2 separate regions of the Homo sapiens genome follow, and region 2 is linked to region 1. Evidence: chromatin contacts called from ENCODE Hi-C or POLR2A ChIA-PET data. All regions are on one chromosome and are shown on one strand. The core of a region is the stretch at or near the end of the contact, and the rest is flanking DNA. Distances in the headings are between cores, read along the strand shown.

The links. A loop is a pair of places that touch in the nucleus more often than their neighbours do. ChIA-PET counts read pairs that join two places held with the same protein, here RNA polymerase II (POLR2A). Pooled maps may share reads with other maps.
Region 2: a map of CD8-positive, alpha-beta T cell shows a loop between it and region 1 (3-fold over the local background). The contact joins two enhancer-like sites. A Hi-C loop is called at or near these places in 8 of 168 maps with a recorded cell type or tissue (CD14-positive monocyte, CD4-positive, alpha-beta T cell, CD8-positive, alpha-beta T cell and 4 more) and 9 of 50 pooled maps. POLR2A ChIA-PET finds 5 or more read pairs at or near these places in 6 of 52 experiments (A549, AG04449, AG04450 and 3 more).

The regions. Positions count from the first base shown.
Region 1 is chr17:10,167,450-10,174,956 of GRCh38, reverse strand. All of the region lies in intron 1 of GAS7 (growth arrest specific 7), which reads left to right. Among named protein-coding and RNA genes, the nearest start is that of GAS7, 27 kb to the left of the region's middle. RefSeq lists enhancers at 829-1,654, 2,482-3,307, 3,308-4,134. Within about 2 kb of position 3,121, at least 11 of the 41 ENCODE cell types and tissues checked have a DNase peak (open chromatin) inside an H3K27ac peak, as active enhancers do; they include CD14-positive monocyte, CD8-positive, alpha-beta T cell and natural killer cell, where a contact is called at or near this core.
Region 2 is chr17:10,117,122-10,124,628 of GRCh38, reverse strand. All of the region lies in intron 1 of GAS7 (growth arrest specific 7), which reads left to right. Among named protein-coding and RNA genes, the nearest start is that of GAS7, 78 kb to the left of the region's middle. RefSeq lists enhancers at 4,111-5,069, 5,244-5,771, 6,302-6,831, 6,832-7,361. Within about 2 kb of position 4,693, at least 24 of the 41 ENCODE cell types and tissues checked have a DNase peak (open chromatin) inside an H3K27ac peak, as active enhancers do; they include CD14-positive monocyte, CD8-positive, alpha-beta T cell and natural killer cell, where a contact is called at or near this core.

The sequences.
Region 1 (7,507 bases), core at 1,872-4,371:
GGAGTATCGCTTGAGTCCAGGAGGCCGAGGCTGCAGTGAGCTGTGATTGTGCCACTGCACTCCAGCCTGGGTGACAGAGTGAGACCCTGTCTCAGAGAAAGGAATGTGAGCTGCATGAGGGCAGAGCTGCATCAGGTCAAAGCCCGTGAAGGCACTGGCACGTGTCTTTTGGAAGAATTCTGTCTGAACCTGGGGCCTGAAGTCAAATTCCTCACTCTGGGCTTCAATCCAGAATTGTTTTTTATTTTTTTTAATTATTTTTTTTGATACGGAGTCTCGCTCTGCCGCCCAGGCTGGAGTGCAGTGGTGCGATCTCAGCTCACTGCAAGCTCCGCCTCCTGGGTTCACGCCATTCTCCTGCCTCGGCCTCCCGAGTAGCTGGGACTACAGGCGCCCGCCACTGCGCCCGGCTAATTTTTTGTATTTTTAGTAGAGACGGGGTTTCACCATGTTAGCCAGGATGGTCTCCATCTCCTGACCTCGTGATCCGCCCGTCTCGGCCTCCCAGAGTGCTGGGATTATAGATGTGAGCCACCGCGCCTGGCCAGAATTTTTAATTAAAATAGCTGGTTTTCTGCATCCAGGTCTCTGTTTAGTGCTCACCCTGCAAGGTGAGTTGCTGTTTGTTCTACAGACTGCATCCCCTATATCCCTCTAATCTCTACTCAGTCCCCAAATGTGATTAACATGTGTTAAAAATCAGAGAAGAAAGATTCCTTTATTAGCTTTTGTTTACACTGGGTGAATTGAGCCACAGACTATATTACACTAAGTCCTAGCAGCCTATGAGTTTGAACGTTGTCACCCTCCAGAGGGTTTGCTTAATGAGGCCAGGGATTCCATCATTAGTGTCCTGAAACGCCTATGACAGTGCCTGGCCCAGGGTTGGGCACTTACTCATGTTATTCACTTATTCATATGTGGGAATGAACAGTTCAGCCAGTATAAAGGACAGGTGAGTACACACCAAGGAGATCTTCAGGGAGAGATCAGCTGGTTTTCCTGTGAAGATGTCAGCTTCATCCCTCCACCGTCTCCCTGTGCTCATGGCTCTGTTCCCTTTCCAGGCTGCTGCTGCTGGTTCTTTGGGTCTGCAGCCACCTCCCACCCCCATGAAGGGCAAACCCAGCATTATGTTACCTCCTCAGTATAAAAGGAGAGAGGGTCTCTTTTTTTTTCTTTTTTTTTTGAGACGGAGTCTAGCTCTGTCCCCCAGGCTGCAGTGCAGTGGCACGATCTCGGCTCACTACAAGCTCCCCCTCCCGCATTCACGCCATTCTCTTGCCTCAGCCTCCCCAGTAGCTGGGACTACTGGCACCCGCTGCCACACCCGGCTAATTTTTTGTATTTTTAGTAGAGACGGGGTTTCACCGTGTTAGCCAGGATGGTCTTGATCTCCTGACCTTGTGATCCGCCCATCTCTGCCTACCAAAGTGCTGGAATTATAGGCGTGAGCCACCGCGCCTGGCCGAGAGAGGGTCTCTTTTTATACCTCAGAGCTCCTCGGGTCCCTGATTTCGGGAAACTCATTACTTACCTAGGAATCATTCCTCCTTCTCTTCATTTTTTTTCTCTCCCTCTTCCCCGCCTCCCCTTCTACTTTTAAAAAAAGTTGTGTTAAAATTCACATAACATGAAATTCACCATTTTAATGTTCAGTGGCATTTGGTACATTCACAGTGTTATACAGCCACCACCATTATCCAGTTCCAGAAGTTTCATCATCCCGAAAGTAACCCATACTCATTAAGCAGCCACTCCCCATTCTCCTCCCTTCGCCCGCCCCCAGCATCAGGCGACCACTCATCTGTTTTCTGGTTCTATGCATCTGCCTATTCTAGGTGTTTCACAGAAATGGAATCAGAATGGGTGGACTTCGTATTTGGTTTATTTCCGTTGACATGATGTCTTCAGGGTTCATTTGCGTAGTGACGTGTATCAGTACTTCATTGCTTTTCATGACTGAATAATACTCCATTGCATGGATATACCACATTTGTTTATCCATCCATCAGTTGATGGACACTTGGCTAGTTCCCATGTTTTGGCTGTTGTGAATAACACCATCCACTTCTTTTTCTGGTCTTCAGTTCTGCCTCCAGATGCTGAATCTTTAGTCTTTTGTTGAGACTGCATGGGTTACTGGCAATGGAAAAGGCACTTGAGAAATAAGAAGGTAGGCAGTGAGGGGCTCTGGCTACAAAGCGCTTCATTAAAGTCTGTCAAGCCTTAGTTTGCTCATTTCCTAAATGGGTGTAAAATTCCCTGCCTTGCTTACTCAGCCCTGCAGAATGTTGTAAGAGGCGCAAGCCACAGAATGTGAGGTTAAGCCCTTCCTAAGCTATAAAGTCAGATGTCAAGTGATAGTTCTGTATGTTCCTCATTTTTTCTTTGATTGTCTCCCTTTCTGTTTCTTTTTTTTTCTTCTTCTTTTTTTTTAATCTGCTTCCTCATTTCTCCTTTTGCTAATTGCTCCATTTGAATTCTGTTTTCCTTTCTTCTTTCCTCTGCTTTCAGCTGGCCTGGGGGCAAAGTTGAGAGCAATACAGAGTGTTATGCACAGTGCTGTGCTGGAGGTGAACAAGATGATTGGCTGCCCCCTGGGGAATCCTTGGGCAGGGCCGGACATGCGGCAGAGGAAGGAGGTTAGCTGCACTGGCTGGTGGGTGATGAGGTGAAGTCAACCAGGACTGGACCTGAGGAGTGGAATGAGGGCTGCCATGGCAGGCCATCCTATCTGGCTTAGATTTAGAGACTTCTTTTACACATAGCTTTGAGGTCTTTTGCAGTCCAGGAAGTAGCCAGATTGATGGGTAGTTAGGCAGATATTAGAATCCAAACAAGCAGACCCGAGGGACACTTAGGGGAAAGCAGCAGATGGAGGTGTATGCTTTTCTTAGTATGTTGCTTTTGCGAATGCTAGATCATCCGCTGTCCTGTGTGTGCTGTTTTCCCAGCTGAACTTGAAGCTTCTTGAAGACAAAAGTGATGACAGTCTTTTATTTTTGTGCTTGCTCCTGGTGCCCCTCAGAGAGTTCTGAACTTAAGTGGCATTTCCTGTGTGTGTTGAAACGTCACTTGTTTAGTCCTATAGCGGTTACAGAGGGCTTTCATGCAGGATTTCTCATGTAATCTTATCAACAGCCTGGCGAGGTGGATTCCATTTCTCAGATAAAGGCTCAGAGAGGTCAAAGAATTTGCTCAGGACACACAACCAATCAGAGGTTTCAACACTGCTTAGGACCAGCGTTCTTCACTGCTTCACCCGTCCCTTACACGGACTGCCTGGTTTTTATGGCAGATAAGAAGCATGTGGCTGTGATTATTTAGGGAGATGGGAAATGAATCCTTATGCATTTGGATCTTGTTCATTTTCGAGATTTCTTCCCCCTAGCGTCTTAGAATTTTCAAGTCCAAAAGAAGTTCTGTAAAAGTTGCAGGTGGTCTTTCCTATTACTCAAGCACTGTAGATTCCTTTTGTCTCAACAAACTTCAGAGACGCTTCAAGGGAAGCCGATTTCCTGCTAAATTGATGTGTTCCTCATTTGTTACCCGAAGACCTGATTTAAGGAGCTATTCTTGGTGACAGGCAGGGAGCCAGCTGTGAATGGGGTTCTGGGTTCGCTGTCAGAGCCCTGCTTGGACCAAGTTACTCAAAAGTCTGGCTCTGACTGGGTCTGGCAGGAGGGGCTGGTGTGTTGGAGTAAGCGAGCTTGGGGAAAGCTTGCCCGGAGGAAATTCGGTCAAGATGTTCAGTTTTAACACCTCTGGGTTTCTTCCAAACCAAAAGAGGAAAAGATTCTGACTGAAGGGATGAAGGAAGTTTTAGGATTTTCCATGAATGGAACTCAGAGCTTGAGGGATCCTGGATTCTTTGCGGCTCAAGTGAAGCTACAGAGAGAGAAATGGTGCCTGGGAGTTAGGAGGACTTTTGCCCTTGGCTGGGACTTAGGCAAATTGCTGAGCTTAGAAGACAATTGATCCCAGTGGTTCGCTGGCTCAGCCACAGAAAGTGCCAGCTGGCCTTTGAGTTGTTCAGGGATCTGTGATGGTATTTATGTGTGGCAGAGGGATACTTCTAAGCTCAGAGACCACCTCCGAGGTGACAGAGCTGCTGGGCAGAAGATGTAAGTTTAAAAGGCCACTTTCTTTCTCATTGGAACCTTTCAGCAGATTAACAAGATACGGGGCTCATTCACTGAACAAACGCTCGTTCAGTGCCAGCCGTGTGCAGGGCACAACCTGGAAAGTAGGAGATGTAGTAGTAGTAAAACCACAGACATCCTGACTTTATAGAGTTTACATTTTAGTTAGGGGTGACAGATAGCAAGGAAAACTAAGCAAACTGCATGGTGATCTAGAAAATGTGTCATTTTAAATGGGATGGGCAGAGAAGGTCTCATTAGGAGAGGGCATCTGTGCAAAGCCCTGGAAGATACGATGGAGTAAGCACGTGGATTGCTGAGAGAAGAGCATTCCAGCCAGAAAACAGAACAGCATGTGCAAAGGCCCTGAGGCCAGAGCATTCCTGGAGTGGTCAGGGAACAGCAAGGAGGTCAGTGTGGCTGGGGCAGAGTGAGTGTGTGTGGTGTGGGGAGTGTTGGAGATGGGGACAGAGAGGTGACCAGACTGAGGGGTGGGTGGGGCCAAAGCACGAGGGCTTTTGAGACCCTCACAAGGATCTGACATTTACCCTGAGTGTCAGGGGAGCCATTGAGCAGAGGAGTGACTTGAGCCAGCTGGATGTTTACAAGGATCACTCTGCTGCTCTCTTGGGAATGAATGATGGGGGGATGGAGGGGGGAGCAGAGGGTAGAAGGAGGGAGACAAGTAAGGTGGTTATTGCAGTAATATAAGCAAGAGCTGATGCTGGCTGTGACATGGCTGTCACCACTGGATTTTGGATGTATTTTGAGAGCGAGACCAATGGGATTTGGTAATGGGTTGCACGTATAAGGTTTGAGAGAGAACTCAAAGCGAGTTTCAAGGTTTTTGGCATAAGCAAATGGGAGGAAGGAGCTGGTTTGAAATGAGAAGGTGAGGAACGGAAGCAGCAGGTTTGGGGAGGAAATCAAGAGTTAAGTTTGAGATTCCTATATATGTTCAAGTAATGATAGTGAGTAGGCATTTGGAAAGAGGACTCTTAATTCAAGGTAGGTATAAATTTGAAGTCGTTATGGCGTAGATAGTCTTCAAGCCGCTGTACTGGATGAGATCACCTAAGGAGTGGGGTGGATGGAGAAGAGGTCTGGGGATGGGGCCTGGAGGCACCCCAAATTAAGAGGACTGGGCAGAGCAAGCCAACTGTAAAGGAGAAGGAGCAACCAAAGAGTGGGCGGAAAACCAGGAAACCAGACAGTTCTCCCTGGGTTCAGTGAAGGCAGCCATGGAGTCATCGGGACATTGACCTTATCTGCAGCTCTCAAGGAATGGAAAACCATCAGGGACCATCTGAGATATGGTCAAAGCCTCAGGGATGACGCACCCTTCCTGGTGTTGTTAGCATCTGTTTCATTACAAACAGCATAAACTGTAGCATGGCTGTGTTTGCCTGTCCGTAACCCCACCCAGACTTCACTGGCAGGCTTAACCCACAAGAAGTTTTAGGGAAGGAGGTACTGTCTACAAGGTTTTACATTGTGCTGAGTGTAAATGTGAACTTTTAAAATTATTAATTAATTTTTTTTTTTGAGTCGAAGTCTTGCTCTTGTTGCCCAGGCTGGAGTGCAATGACATGATCTTGGCTCACTGCAACTTCTGCCTCCTGGGTTCAAGTGATTCTCCTGCTTCAGAGTAGCGGGGATTACAGGTGCGCGCCACCATGCCTGGCTATTTTGTATTTTTAGTAGAGACAGGGTTTCACCATGTTGGCCAGGCTGATCTCAAACTCCTGACATTGTGATCTGCCTGCCTCGGCCTCCCAAAGTGCTGGATTACAGGCGTGAGCCACTGCACCTGGCCTAATTACTAATTTTTTTTTTTTTTTTGAGATGGAGTCTCACTCTGTCGCCCACGCTGGAGTGCAGTGGCGTGATCTCGGCTCACTGCAAGCTCTGCCTCCCATGTTCAAGTGATTCTCCTGTCTCAGCCTCCCAAGTAGCTGGGATTACAGGTGCATGCCACCATGCCTGGCTAATTTTGTATTTTTAGTAGAGATGGTGTTTCACCATGTTGGCCAGGCTGGTCTCAAACTCCTGACCTTGTGATCCGCCCGCCTCAGCCTCCCAAAGTGCTGGGATTACAGGCATGAGCCACCGTGCCCAGCCTAATTATTAATTTTTTAACCACACAATTAATATACAAATTAGACCATACATCCTCACTAGGGGCAATATCACCCTGCAGGGGGAAGAAATGGGTTCTGAGGTGCTAACAACATCCTAGGGCCTACAGCGGTTTGTGGCTCTCCAGCGGTCCACAGTACGTAAACAGACATACAGCCTGACTGTGGTATTAAAATTTCATGGTAGTGGGGGAGTGATTAGGAAAGAAATATCTTAAAAGGCTCCTTAGAGAGGGCAGTAATGAAAAAAGGTTGAAAAACCCAGAATTATTCTAAAGCCACCTTCAACTACTTCCCTAGGCCTCTGTGGAAAGATACTCTGATGATTTGTGGGTTTAGTTCTTTTAAATAAAGAAAACCAAGCTATTATTTCTTAACTTCTTTTTTTTCTCACTTGATAATGTATCTTGAAGTTATTTTTTTTTGTTAGCACATATACATCAGTGGTTATTTATAAAAACTGTGTGGTATTCTATAGTATGGATGTAGCATACTTTATTTTCCGTTCCTTAGTTGATGGATATTTAAAGTGCTTCTAATTTTTTCTTTTTGCTATTAAAAGTACCATGGCAAAGAATTGAGCCTGTAATCCCAGCTGCTTGGAAGCTGAGAGGTGGGAGTACCTTGAGCCCAGAAGTTAGAGTCCATCAACCTGGGCAACATGATGTAGTGAGAGGCCAGGTGCAGAGGCTCACACCTGTAATCCCAGCACTCTGGGAGGCTGAGGTGGGCAGGTGGCTTGAGCCCAGGAGTTCAAGACCAGCCTGCGCAACATGACAAAATCCCGTCTCTACAAAAAATACAAATGTCAGCCAGGCATGGTGGTGCATGCCTGTAGTCCCAGCTACTCGGGAGGCCCAGGTGGGAGGATCACCTGAGCCCAGAAGGTGTCGGCTCCTGTGGGCTGTGATTGTGCCGCTGCACTCCAGCCTGGGTGACAGAGCGAGACCTTGTCTCAAAACAAAACATATTGAGACCCTGTCTCTAAAAAAAGACACAGAAAAAAAAAGAAAAAAAAGACCTTCGCAATGTTTGCACAAGTGCCTGTGTTCGATGACTCTTCTCAAAGGTGGCAGAAGAAGATGACATGCTTGGTTATAGGGCCAATGCCCTCTAAACAGGTTGAAATCTTACGAAGGGGATATGAGCCAAGCCACCATCTCACCCCAGGCTCAGTAACCGGCCCTTACAGCCCAGCCCATTCTCTCCTTAATCTTTTTGACA
Region 2 (7,507 bases), core at 3,444-5,943, 52 kb after region 1:
CTGCTCTTTAGAAAGGTTGTACCAAGTCCTTGAGAATATCCAGTGCCCCATTCGCTGGCTAAGCCTGGCATTTGCAGGCCGAAAGAGAGCCAGCAAATCATGAGATCTGTAGCCACCTGCAAATGGTGTGCTGTGGGAGCTAGGCAGGCCAGAGCCCCGATCTGCCAGTGGGGATTTGTGCGCATGTGTGGGGTGCCTAGGATGTCTGGGTTCCTTCCTTCGAGATTTAGTAAGGAACTGTGTTGTGTGGAGGCTGCGCTTTCCTTTAGGAGCCCGTCCCATTGGGTCTCTCCAGGGAGTGAGTGTGTGTTTCTGGTCAGGCCTCACGGGCTCAAGTCTTGCAGAGTGAGGGAGGGGCAGTTTGCACTGGGCTCTGGACTGTCATTTCCATGTCCACCTTCAGCTTGGCCTTTTCTTGTTGAGTGCAAGGCCCCGCCACGAGGGGCTGGTTGGAGCTGGGAGCCGCGCGGGGAGCCCGCCCAGGCACAGTGGCGGCTCTGTTTCCCACTCCGCCTCCTCAGGGGCCCCCATTCACGGGAAGGAGAGTCACACATTCCCCCTTGAGATAAGAATAGAGCACGACTGTGCCCCAGGACAGAGTCCAGCTTCTTCAGCCAGCCCTGCGAGGCCTGGCAAGGGCTCCCAGATGGTACTGGCATGAGTGGGCCCTGGCTGCCTGCCCCACTGGCCTCTTGTGCATTGTGTGGCCCGGACACTGGGTACAGTGTGTGTCTGTCCGGGGCCCCCCTCCAGGAAAACCACTGTCTCCAGGCTCTGCTCAAGATGGAGGGGCTTGTCTCAAATCAGCTGTTCCAGGGCTCTGCTGCGCCCCTCCTCTTACCTGTGGGCCTTGGACTCCAACCTCCCTGCCTTGATTCCTCCAGCCACTGGTGTCTATTCCTGGACGGGCAGAATGGAGCCCACGTTTGTTGGGGGAGCAAGCTCTAGGTGAGGGCTGGTGGCTGGAGGTTGGAGGCAACAGCCTGGGGACCCCAAAAGTGCTGAGAGATGATAAACAGGACCAGTAGGGGCCACAGATTGTTTGAGTGATGATCAGAGTTTTGGGGCTTTCACCCTTAGCCCTGCCTGTGTCTGAGGCTCAAGATGGAAGAGCTGAGAGTCAGATCAACAGCAGGACTGGACCAGGCAAGAGGCATGGGTACATTCTGGCTCCTCTTGGAACCATTCTGGGTGACCTTTAATGTACTTTCCAGCCTTCAGATTCTAGGGTAGGGCTTCTTAAAGTGTGGTCCCTGGACCAGCAGCAACAGAACCAGCATCTCTTGGGAACTTGTTGGATGGAGCTGCATATTCCCAGGTCCTGCCCCAGACCTGCTGGCTCAGAACCCGGCAGTGGAGCCCAGCTGTCTGTGTTTTAACATGCTCTGGACCACAGCTCTAAGTAGGATGACAAACAATGCTTTCCAGAGTCTGACAGGTGACTCCAGTGAGTCTTGAGGCCCACCACAACCTGGAGAGCACATGCCCCACCTGAAGGCCGGATGCAGTGGCTCATGCCTGGAATCCCAGCACTTTGGGTAGGCCAAGGCAGGCCGATTGCTTGAGCCCAGGAGTTTGAGACCAGCCTGAGCAACATGGTGAGACCCCGTCACCTCAAAATCTAAAAAAATCAGCCAGGCGTGGTGGTGTGCACCTGTAGTCCCAGCTACTTAGGAGGCTGAGGTGGGAGGATTGCTCAGAGCCCAGGAGGTTGAGGCTACAATGAGCCATGATCACGCCACTGCACTCCAACCTGGGTGACAAAGTGAGACTCTGTCTCAAAATCAATAAATAAAAATATATAAAAACTTCATTTTATTTATTTTATGTTTAAACATGGGGTCTCCCAGCCAGCCTTAAAAAAAAGATCTTCAGCTTGCACTGTTCTAGATATTTCAGTTAATTGTACAACTGTCTGAGGTAGTGTTTTGGGTTTATGGGTAAAAAACCAAGGCTCCGTGGAGGTAAATAACTTGCCATATGGAGGAGTTGTGATTGAAAGCTGGGGCTTTTCACCACAAGTGGGGGTAGGCTTTCAACCCCCCTCTTCATGGCTGTTAATCAAACCAGCAGTCAGCCAGGGAGGGTGAGGGAGGGCGCCAGGGAGGGCGAGGCTCCTTCTGCTAGGGAGTTGTTGTTGAGTCGGGTCCCAGGGGGCCTTTCTCGCTTTGTTCTGAGAAAATGGGTGTGTTTTTGAGTATTTGAATAGGGCCATCACATAAACTGACTGGGAAAGTGCCTAGAACGGAGGCTGTCTGGGTCTCGATCTCAGTGTGCACGTGTCTGGGAGGGAGAGGAAGGATGAGGGTTTCTAGAAGATGCTGGCTAAAGACAGAGCTCTGTTTGCAACCCCTCAGTGGGAGGGAAGGATGAATGAAAACACAGGGGCTGGCTGGTTTTGGGGCCTTAGGAGTTTCAGAAGCATCATCTCCTGGGTGGGTACCACCGGTGTGCACAGATAAAAGTGTGCTCCCGGGAGATGCAGGTCACACTGTACGAGGAGGAGTGAGTCGTGTCCTCCCTCTGTTTACATCTCGTTGATGATGGTGCTGATGCTATTTTGGGCCTTGGTGTGTGCCGTTTGAGTGTGGAAGTTGTATGGCTGGCCTTCGGATTGTGCCTCAGTGCCTTTGTTGGAGGCGAGGCACGTGTTTTTGGAGGTTCCAGGTAGCCTGGGCCCACTACCTTCCAAAGTCCCCCATGAGAACTGGTCTCAGTGGTTTCTGAGATGACTGTGGGAGGGGGTGCATTCCATGCTGGGGTACTGGTGGCACCCAGGCATCTTCTGAGCTTGTGAGACTTTTTTGGGAGGCTTGGGGCTGGGGAAGCCCAAGGGAGAGGTTGACGGGGTACAGGGAAGCATGCTTGGTGGTCTGAGGTTGCATCTTCAATACCCCATGCTTTTACTTATCTCCTCAACCCACAGGTGAACAAATCGTTTCGTGGGTGGAGAGAATTTTTAAAAACAGATCTGTCGATTCAGGAGCATTTAATAATAATAGACAGCATTTACATAATATGATTTTCCAGACACTGGCCTAAGCACTGGACCTTCATTCACTCATTTAATCCTCACAATAGACCTGTAAGTAGTATTCTTATGCCTGTTTGACACATGGGGAAACTGAGGCACAGAGCAGTTTAATAATTTCCCCAGCATCACCCAGCCAGTGAGTAGCAGAACCAGGCCATCTCTCTCCAGAGCCCAAGTTCTTTTTTTAAATTTTTAAATTTTTTATTTGTTTTTTGAGGCAGAGTCTTGCTCTGTTGCCCAGGCTGGAGTGCAGTGGCCCAGTCTTGGCTCACTGCAATCTCTGCCTCCCGGGTTCAAGCGATTCTCCTGCCTCAGCCTCCCAAGTCGCTGGGACTACAGGTGCATGCCACCACGTCCGGCTAATTTTTGTATTTTTAGTAGAGACGGGGTTTCACCATGTTGGCCAGGCTGGTCTCAAACTCCCGACCTCAGGTGATCCACCCTCCTCGGCCTCGCAAAGTGCTGGGATTACAGGCGAGAGCCACAGTTCCTGGCCTAGAGCCCAAGCTCTTAACCACTGGCGGCTGTATACATTCCAATCTTCTGCACCCCAGCCCGTAGAGAGGAGATGGAGGACCGTTGCAGCTCCTGCAGCTCTGCCACTCCTGCCATCCGAAACTCATCTGCGTGCCCACCTTGGGGTTCCAGTGGGCCTTTGCTTTCATGTGGCAGTTGTGAAGGAAGGAAATGGTGAGAAAGGATGAGAGGAGGGGTGGGGGCAGCTGCCGTAGCTGCCGTTCTCCACCCTCCCTCCCCCTAGCAGCCTGCCCTTTCCTCTCCCCCGGCTGCCCACGTGGGAAGCTGTTGGAGGGTGCAGGCTCCTGAGCAGCCCTCCTGAGAATCTTCGCTGTGCTTTTTTGTTGTTGTTGTTGTTTTGTTTTTGAGACAAAGTCTCACTCTTGTCCCCCAGGCTGGAGTGCAATGACGCGATCTTGGCTCACTGCAACCTCCGCCTCCCAGGTTCAAGCGATTCTACTGCCTCAGCACCCCGAGTAGCTGGGATTACAGGCACCTGCCACCACACCCAGCTAGTTTTGGTATTTTTAGTAGAGACGGGGTTTTCGCCATGTTGGCCAGGCTGGTCTCGAACTCCTGACCTCAGGTGATCCACCCGCCTTGGCCTCCCTTCACTGTGCTTTTGAGAACAGACCTTCTACTCGTACTCTTAGGATTGAGTCCGTCCTGGTCTCGTGGAACCATTTGTGGGAGACTCAGCAGAGGAACCAGGAGGAAAGGCAGTGGCCCCCCATCCTCCACAGCTAACACTCTGGCTGCTCTCAAATCCTCCCAACTTTTGAGGAAGATGAGAGCGGAAGCATTTCTGCAAGAATGGAGGGAGGTGGCCGGTGGCTGGCCTGGCTCCTGGTGGCCGTACCTTCTGTTGGTAGCTGTGTCTTCTACTGGGGCCTGGACCAGCACTTCCAGCTGGATATGGAGTGGGAAGAGATGGGCGGGTCCAGAGCTGGGGGGGGATTGTCACGGGGCGGGGGCAGGGGGACAGGCATGAAGGCCAGCCTTGCATTTCTTCCCAGCAGGAAAACCCTTGGTGCTCTGCTCACTAGCAGTCCTGCCTGTGGTTAGCACTTCCGAAAGCGAGTGCCAGCTTGTGGTCAGAGGCTTGAGCTGCCAAACAGGTTTGGCCTCCTGGTGTGCCTGGGTGTGACATCCTCTTCTGCTCTTCCTCTGTCCCCAGGCTGCCTGGCTCTGGGCGTGAGAATAGTCAGGCAAAAGGAACCAAACTCGCCCAGCAGGTGCTTGGATCAGCACTGCCAGGAGAAGACAGCCTGAAGGACCCACTCGTTGAACTTGGTGCTTCTAAAGAAGATATGCTGGGTCTGAAGCATGGAATGTCAAGTTAGCTGAGGAGGCCTAACACCAGCAGGTGCTTTGGGGTGGCACCAGGCAAGTTCTAAGGACAGTGGGCAGCTTCTAGAGAAACCACTGAGTTGTGATTTCCTGTAGATGAGAAGACAGCAGTTCTAACTAACTCAGGGTGTGGTGTGTTGGGAGAGGAAGGAGGAGAGAAGTGGGCCTTGGACCTTAAACAAGAATCAAGGACACTCTTGGGAGCATCCCCCAGCTTGTTTAGCATGTTTCGTCATGATTGGCATGGTCGTAGGAATCCCCTGAGACATGCTCTTTTCTAACCTTTCTATAATTAGTTGTCTTAACCTCTGTCTCCTTAAATAAAATGTCAGCTTCATGAGAGCACTGAGGGCCTGGGCCAGGCCCACGGTGAGCACTCAGTAACTACTTAATGAAGGAATAAATCAATACAGTGAGCAGAAGAGCTAGAAAGATCTTTAGCAAGGGTAACATCTTGAACTCTCTAAAATTGCCACCCACACTCCAGTCTACCCTGAACTCCTGATTCCCTTTACCATGTTCTATTCCCCCGATCACCTTCTGACATTCTTTAGAATTCACTTTTTTATTGTGTTTAGTGTCTGCTCCCCGCAACCCATTCCCACCTCATGCTGGAGCCGTCACTCCAGGAAAGCAAGGGTTTATTTCCCTTCTGCTTTTTTCATTGATGTGCCCCCAGATACTTAGAAACAGCGCCTGGTGCATGGTATATGCTCCATAAGTATTTGTCAAATGAATGAATGGCTGAAAGTGCCCGGAAGGCACTCAGCAGTGCCATCTGTCCCTGGGGACAGATGTAAGAATCCTCTTACAGTGCATGTCACCATGTGGCATGTGTACGTTGTGCTGGTGTCCAGTGGGAGGGGAACACTTGCCTCCTCTGGGAGGTGCTGCACAGGCTGGCCACCTGCGCTGGGCCTGCTTGGTCCTCATGGTTAACTGGGCCCCGGGGGTAGGACCACCCCCCTGATAAGTTAAGACAGCCCAGAGATACACAAGGGCTTTTTTTTTTTTTTTTTTTTTTGGAGACAGAGTCTCACTCTGTCCCCCAGGCTGGAGTGCAATGGCGCAATCTCAGCTCACTGTAACCTCCGCCTCCTGGGTTCAAATGATTCTCCTGCCTCAGCCCCCAGGGTAGCTGGGACTACCTCCATCACACCTGGCTAATTTTTGTATTTTTAGTAGAGACGGGGTTTTACCGTGTTGGCCAGGCTGGCCTCAAACTCCGGACCTCAAGGGATCCACCAGCCTTGGCCTCCCAAAGTGTTGGGATTACAGGCGTGAGCCACTGCGCCCAGCCCACGAGGGCTTTTTGGAATTGACTGGCAGGGCAGTGAGGGCCCCCAGGGCAGGCCGGAGAGGCTGACCAGGTAGTGAGTGGAGCTGTTCACAGATGAGGATTTTGAGCCTGTGGTTGGGCTGCATTCCAGAATCCAGCTGTGCTCCCATGACTTCCTTCCCACCTTATGCGCTGTGAGAAGCGGAAAAATACCTGGCTGAGAAACCGAGGGCTCAGGCGATATCCCTGTTTACTCCATCTCTATCATCTTGTCTTGCAACGAGTGACTGACTTAGAAATGTAATCCGGGATGGTCTTGGCTGTCTCCACGCCCTGGAGAGCAACAGGGTCCTGGTGCTGCCTGTTACCCTCGGGGAAAAGTGCAGACCCAAGTAGGTCCAGCTGTGTCCTTGACATCTCCACTTGTCCTGTCCAGGACGCAGTTGCCTAGCCCAGGTCTGGGCTACAGTGGCTTCTCACAGCTCAGTAAATGGCTAGTTTGTCCTTCCAGCCGCTGGAGGCAAAAACCTTGACTCCCCTTTTTTTCTCACATTCCACATTCAGCATGTTGAGAATGCAGGTTGGCCCTTCTTGCAAAACAGATCTTTAAACACAGGATCACTTCTCACCACCCTACCACTGTAGCCTTGGACTGAGCCACAGCTGCCACCACAATGCTGCCGGGCTGTTGCAGGCGCCTCCTGGCTGCTCTGCTGGTCCCTAGTCTGTTGTTTTCACAGGAAGGGTCTGAACACATCGTGCTTCTGCTTACCACAGTCCAGTGGTGCCCCATGTCGGCAGAGTGAAGACGCGGAAGCCCTACAGTGGCTGATGAGGTGCTACATAATTGGGTCCCCATTGCTGTCCTGACCTCAGCACCTGCTCCTCCCCGTTGGTCTCACTCCTGTGTCACTCCTGCCTCTGTCCTCCGCCTTCCGTGGTGTTTCTTTAAATGTTCCAGGCATGCTTCCTCATCAGGGCCTTTGCAGCCCAACTCCCTGTGGGGGCTGAGTAATGGTCCCCTGAAGATGTCTACCTTCTAATCTCTGGAGCCTGTGAATATGTTACCTTCTGTGGCAGATGGGATTTTGCAGTTGTGATTAAGTTGAGAACCGGAGATGGGGAGATAATCCTGGATTATCCACGTGGGCCCAGTGTAAGCCAAGGGTCCTTATGAGAGGGAGGCAGGAGGGCCAGAATCAGTGTTAGGAGATGTGATGTTGGAAGCAAGAGGCTGAGTGACGAGAGGAAGGGGCCGAAAGCCAGGGAAAGTGGGTGGGCTCCAGAAGCTGAGAAAGGCAAAGAAATGGATTCTCTCCTAGAGCCTC